Linked DNA regions of Homo sapiens: region 1 is linked to region 2. The links are chromatin contacts, found by Hi-C or POLR2A ChIA-PET in ENCODE. All regions are on one chromosome and are shown on one strand. Each heading gives the region's core, a stretch centred on a gene start or an enhancer-like site at or near the end of the contact. The rest is flanking DNA. Distances are from core to core; before and after follow the strand shown. Region 1 overlaps DNAJC8 (DnaJ heat shock protein family (Hsp40) member C8). Region 2 holds the start of XKR8 (XK related 8).

What was found. Hi-C counts contacts between places; a loop is a spot of excess contacts on that map. ChIA-PET counts read pairs that join two places held with the same protein, here RNA polymerase II (POLR2A). Pooled maps may share reads with other maps.
Region 1: a loop to region 2 is called in a pooled map, with 2.5 times the contacts of the local background. The contact joins the enhancer-like site here to the promoter of XKR8 in region 2. A Hi-C loop is called at or near these places in 8 of 168 maps with a recorded cell type or tissue (CD4-positive, alpha-beta T cell, CD8-positive, alpha-beta T cell, OCI-LY7 and 3 more), 14 of 37 single-sample maps with no recorded cell type and 17 of 50 pooled maps. POLR2A ChIA-PET finds 5 or more read pairs at or near these places in 3 of 52 experiments (H1, activated CD4-positive, alpha-beta T cell and activated naive CD4-positive, alpha-beta T cell).

The regions. Positions count from the first base shown.
Region 1 is chr1:28,198,407-28,201,106 of GRCh38, reverse strand. It overlaps DNAJC8 (DnaJ heat shock protein family (Hsp40) member C8), which reads left to right. Exons shown (of 9, transcript NM_014280.3): 9 at 1-829. Among named protein-coding and RNA genes, the nearest start is that of PTAFR, 23 kb to the right of the region's middle. RefSeq lists a silencer at 1,113-1,442. Within about 2 kb of position 1,389, at least 6 of the 41 ENCODE cell types and tissues checked have a DNase peak (open chromatin) inside an H3K27ac peak, as active enhancers do; they include CD8-positive, alpha-beta T cell and natural killer cell, where a contact is called at or near this core.
Region 2 is chr1:27,958,696-27,961,677 of GRCh38, reverse strand. It overlaps XKR8 (XK related 8), which reads right to left and starts at 1,705. Exons shown (of 3, transcript NM_018053.4): 1 at 1,316-1,705. The coding sequence starts at 1,608. It overlaps SMPDL3B (sphingomyelin phosphodiesterase acid like 3B), which reads right to left. Exons shown (of 8, transcript NM_014474.4): 8 at 2,526-2,982. The coding sequence ends at 2,840. RefSeq lists an enhancer at 1,201-1,764 and a silencer at 1,445-1,834.

The sequences.
Region 1 (2,700 bases), core at 140-2,639, 240 kb before region 2:
TCGATCAGAGTAATTCTTTTGTACATTGAAATGAGGGGCTTGGTTTAAAAAAAGACCTTTCCCTCTCCCTGCCCCTAGAACAACCAGTATTAGAAGGTGCCACCATTGGTGCTGCCTTCTCTTCCCACAGCCTGTAACTCAGTGTTTTGTACTTCACTGAATTGTGATGGTTAGAAACTTCGTGGATAGTTTGTGGAAATCATCCAATTAAACATACTGCTTAAAACAGTGTTGCTGTGACTTCAGAGACAAGCCTGGAAGGGGCACCTTAGGAAGCCCCTTCGCTTCAGTTGCTCGCTTCTGGGTGTGCTCCCTTCGAAGGCCCAGATAAGACAGGGAACACTTGTGAGCACACAGAGCAGCATCTGATGCCCTGTGGTGTTTGGCATGTGCCCCCTGTCTACTGACCAATCAGTGTGGCATGAGGCCCACGCCACCCAAACCTTTCACTTTCCAAAGAGCTAGCCGTCCTCCACCCAGTACCATGTCCTAGCCTGTCTGCATTTGTTAGTGGTAATATTCTTTATGTATAATAAATTTTTATACCCAAGCCATTGATGTACTTTTCCTTGTACTCTCCCTTGTGGGTCCCTTGTCTGGCTTGGCTGAACCCCAAAATGCTTTGGGGTTGGACAGACCTGGCTGAACCTTAGTTTCTTCATCTATGAAATGGGAATATGAATTACTGCAGCAGCTTTTAGGGCAGATTTGCCATGGCATATACAAGGTAACTACCATAGTGCTCCTTGGGTATTGCCAATATCCTATTATTTCTGTGTAAAATGAAGATACTGATTGTTTTGAGGATTAAATGAAGTAATATATGAAAGCGTCCAGCTCACAGTCTATGCTTAAATGTCCTGCTTGCTTTCAGGGACAGAATCAGCCCTCAGGAGGGGCCCAAAGTGAGAAGGGGAAAGGTGACACTTGAAATGTGAAGATACAGGAAACTAGGTGACTCAAAACTAGAGTTTTGCTTTTTGCAATGTCTTGTAGATGAGTAAACAGGCACAATGACTACGAAAGGCACCATGTCTTTTAGTATCATGAGAAGTGCAACTTTCATTTCTCTGTGGGAGAGGACAGAGGCTTGGGTGTCTTACTGTCCTTCCAAGTACCACTGAGCACATCCAAACCACATGTGAAGTAGAGCACAGTGATGAGTGGGTGGGTGGGTGGGTGTGCTTCTGGCTAAAACTGGACCAAGGCAGGGGGAGAAAATGTTTAGTTGCCCTGCAAAAGTGATACATGCCGTGAGGTAATGCAGTCCTGACTAGGGGGGCAGTGATTATCTTTTCTAGCCAAGCAAAGCCAAGCAACCCCATTTCAGTCCAGGATGTGGGTGCACACACCGCTTCCTTAGAGGTTAAGTGGTGGTGGTTCAGTTCAGCTATCTGCAAACTTACCTTTGCCCTCAAGGAGGCTGTGCCAGCAATTAGCTATGGGTGTTAGTTCTCACACTGCTATGAAGAACTACCTGAGACTGGGTAATTTATAAAGAAAAGAGGTTTAATTGACTCATGGTTTCACAGGCTTTACAGGAAGCATGGCTGGGGAGGCCTCAGGAAACTTAACAGTTGTGGCAGAAGGTGAAGAGGAAGGAGGCACGTCTTACATGGCCGGAGCAGGAGGAAGAGAGCGCAGGGAGAGGTGCTGTACGCTTTTAAACAACCAGATCTCACTATCTGGATAGTGATAGATAAGAACTCACTATCACAAGAACAGCAAAGGGGGCGGCCCCTATGATCCAAACATATGGATCATATGACCTCTTACCAGGTCCCTCCTCCAACGTGGGGGATTACAATTGGGCATGAGATTTGGGTGGGGACACAAATCCAAATCATATCAGGTGTGTTTATTCATTGAACAAATATGCTGGTTTAGAAATACAGTGGTGAACACTGCAGGACCCCTGTTGCCTGCCTCACAGCTGGGGCACACGGGCAAGAAGACTGTCCACTGCTCCGAGAAGGGGGCCCTTGATCTCATTTTTAGCAGCCAGGGAATGTTTCCTGAAGAAAGTGGCCCTTTTAAAAACTGGAACCCAGGGGCTGATGCATCAGTTAGGAGTGTTTTGGCTGCAAGGAATAACTGGCAAAAAGAATTAGAGGAATATTTTACTTCCATAAGTGGAGACAGGTGGTTTCAGGTATTGTTCATGGTGGAATCATTCATTCAGTAATACCTCCAGGGAAACAGGCTCTTACTATGCTTCTCCGTCCTCTGTGGAGGGTTTGGCATCTCATAGTTGCAAGAAGTTTCTAGCACCACATCTTATAACAACTACCAAACAGAAATAAGTCATCCAGGGAGCAAAATTTTTCCCAGAAGATGTCACTGGTTAGAAAATGGGTCACAGGGACCCCTCTTGGTAAGTTTGGCTGGGAGAGCTGCGAAGAACAGACAGGCAATATACCAAGCCTTACTCCTTGGGATTGGGCACCTGTTTCCAATAAAATTAAGTTGGTAAAGATGAAAGAATGCCTGCTGGAAAGGCCGGGTGGGGTGGCTCACGCCTGTAATCCCAGCACTTTGGGAGGTCAAGGCAGGCGGATCACAAGGTCAGGAGATCGAGGCCATCCTGGCTAACACGGTGACACCCTGTCTCTACTAAAAATACAAAAAATTAGCCGGACGTGGTAGCAGGCGCCTGTAGTCCCAGCTACTCGGGAGGCTGAGGCAGGAGAATGGCGTGAA
Region 2 (2,982 bases), core at 456-2,955:
CCTCGGCCAATTCACAGGCAGGAACAGAGACCCATTTCCAAAGCCAAAGCTAGTACAGTCTGTCTGACTCAAGCTCAGCAGAAATATTGGCCACAAAGATGCATAAGGTAGTTACAGATTCACGGCTCATGGAGGCCTGCCCAGGACTTAACAACTGCACCCCTTCATGCCCACCCGGGGTTTTCTGATGTCTCTATAATCCCTCAGGCAAAACTGCCACATTCAAAGCTCCTCTCTTCCACTCCTGGAGACTCCGTGTGGCTTTGTCAAGGCCAGATCTCAAGAGTTTGTAAAAACGGATTCAAGAGCAGATCCTGGCCCTGGCCACCCCATCCCAACCCACACCACCCTCTGCCCTGACTTTGTCGCATGCCTCTGAGCCTTGGGTTTGTTTTCCCATCTCTACGAGGCTCCACCAGGTCCAAAAAGGAGCAGAATCCACACACATTTTCCAGGACCCAGCCTATGCCCAGCCCTGGCTGGCTCCATGGGCATGGATGAGTCAGAGGCCATCTCTGCCCTCTTGCTGGGTCTGGGGTGGGAAGCCAAGTTTCAGGGGGAAGAATACAACCAGGCAGACAGGGTGAGAGGCGGCCTTTGTGAGGGGCAAGCGCTGTGGTGGGGTCAGGGCTGCTGAAACTCCCAGGGAGGCCCAGGTCAAGAAGCCAGCTGAGGTTGCTGAGTGCTCACTCTGAGCCAGGGCAGTGGACAGATGTCATTTCACTGCATCTTCACCAAACGGGCAGGCGCTATCCCCATCCCAATGGGAACAGCAACCAAACAGCCCCACTGAGAGGTCAGTGACTTCCCAAGGCCCTGCCCATGCTGAAACATGGGATGCTGAACTGAGTCCGCAGCCCCTGCCATTACAGGCCAGGCACTGTGCGAGGCACTTTCTCATTCTTTCGCTCACTCTTCACAACAGGCCTGCCCGTCACACCTGTCTCAGGGTGACTACCTCCTTTCTACGCAGGAGGAAACTGAGGCTCAGAGAAATGCAGAAGTGAGGCGAGAGGGGGCAAAGCCAGAAGTGGATCCCTGAGAGGTCCGACTTCAAAGCCCATGCGCCTCCCTTTCTTCCCTGGGCCTCAGTTTCTTCGCCTGTGCCAGGAAAGCTAGGGCTAGAATGAAGGCAGTCTACCGGGATTCCCTTTCCGTAAAGGGCTGCACGCTCACCTGTAGGCCAGGCGCCCACAGGACTTGGTTCCCTCTCCCAGTCCCCTTCCCGGCATATGGCGTGTCACCTGTACAGGTGACCCAGCTGACGGAGGTGCTGGGCTCCGACACTCCTCCCCTCCCGGGGCGAAGCACTCACCTGTACAGGTAACCCAGCTGCAGGAGATGCAGCAGCGCCAGGCAGCGGCGCGGGGGCTGCGACCCGTGCAGGCCGGCAGGGTCAGCGCGCAGCCAGAGCCAGCTGAAGAGCTGCAGCGCCACGGAGGCCAGGCCCAGCAGCGCCAGCACCAGCGCCGCCCACAGGTAGCGGCCGCCGAGCGCATACTGGACGGCGGCCCACAGGTCGGTGCCCAGGTCGAGCAGGAAGGCGGCGGTGCCCAGCACGCCCAGGACCAGGTCCCGAAGGAGGGCGCCGCGGGACGACCAGGGCATGGCCCGCCGGCCTCCGCCCTCTCCTGCTCCTCCGCGGTTGGGGCCTGCCCTCAGGGCCCGGGGTTGCCGAGGCAGGAAGGAGGTGGGCGCAGCCCTCGGGGCGGCCCGGGGCCTGGGCCTGGTGGGCGGGACTTCCCCGTCCCGCCCCGTCCGGGGAGGAGCGAGGCCCGCGGTTGTCCCAGGTCCTCCGCCCGAACCCCAGCTAAAAGCCGCTCGATGCTCTGCTCCCGCCGCCAGCCCAGGGGTCCACCGACCCAGCCCAGCCAAGCCCGCTAGGCCTGAAGACCGACTGCCCTTCGCTTCGCAGGCTTCAAATGGCCTAGTTTTACCTTTGAGGCGCCCGGAGGCCCAAGAAAGCGAGAGGGCGGGGAGACTAGAGCCTGGACCAGGGCTGCGATCCCTCACACCTGTATTGTTGCAAAACAAAACGAAACGCAAAGGCACATTCTAATCCCTAAGTGCGAGACTTTGCAACAACGCGTGCGCCTCGATCCAGGGATACCCGGAGAGCACGGGGCCGCTGGGTTCACGCCAGCGATCCGAGTCGGGGGAGGGCGGGCGTTAGGTTCCTGCAAATGAGTTAACCTCATTTCCATACGGAAGGGAATAGAGGCCGGGCGCGGTGACTCACGCCTGTAATCCCAACACTTTGGGAGGCCCAGGCGGGCGGATCACCTGAGGTCAGGAGTTCGAGACCAGCCTGGCAAACATGGCGAAACCCCGTCTCTACTAAAAATACAAATTAGTCGGGCGTGTTGGCGCGCGCCTGTAGTCCCAGCTAGGAGGCTGAGGCAGGAGAATCGCTTGAACCCGGGAGGCAGAGGTTGCAGAGAGCCGAGATAGCGCCACTGCACTCCGGCCTGGGCGACAGAGCGAGACTCCGTCTCAAAAGAAAAGAAAAGGAACACAACACAGAATCAAACGCATGATGAGCTTTGTTTTGTGAGTTAAACATAATACGCAAAAGAAGTATGCTTGTAGGGGGGTCTTGGGTCGTCATTTCTTTTCTGTTTCTGGTTTGTTTTTGGAGAGAGTCTGGCTTTGTCACCCAGGCTGGAGTGCAGTGGCGCGATCACGGATGGCTGCAGCTCCTGGGGCTTCGCTTCCTGATTCGGTTGTCCTATTTCAGTTCACTCCTCAGGCGCGGAGGAAATGGTGGAAGGCCCAGCTCTGGGTGATCCTGGGCGCTGCCCCCGTTACCCGTTACCAGGAAGAAGGTGAGCCTGGCAGGTCACAGCACGAGCGTGCACAGGCCCAGCAGGGCCATCAGCAGCAGCGGGAGCTGGGGCACGGGCGTGGTGCCAGAGGCATACAGACAGGTGGTGTAAGCGTCAATGTCCACCTGGCGCATGGCACACACGTGCTGCATGCTGC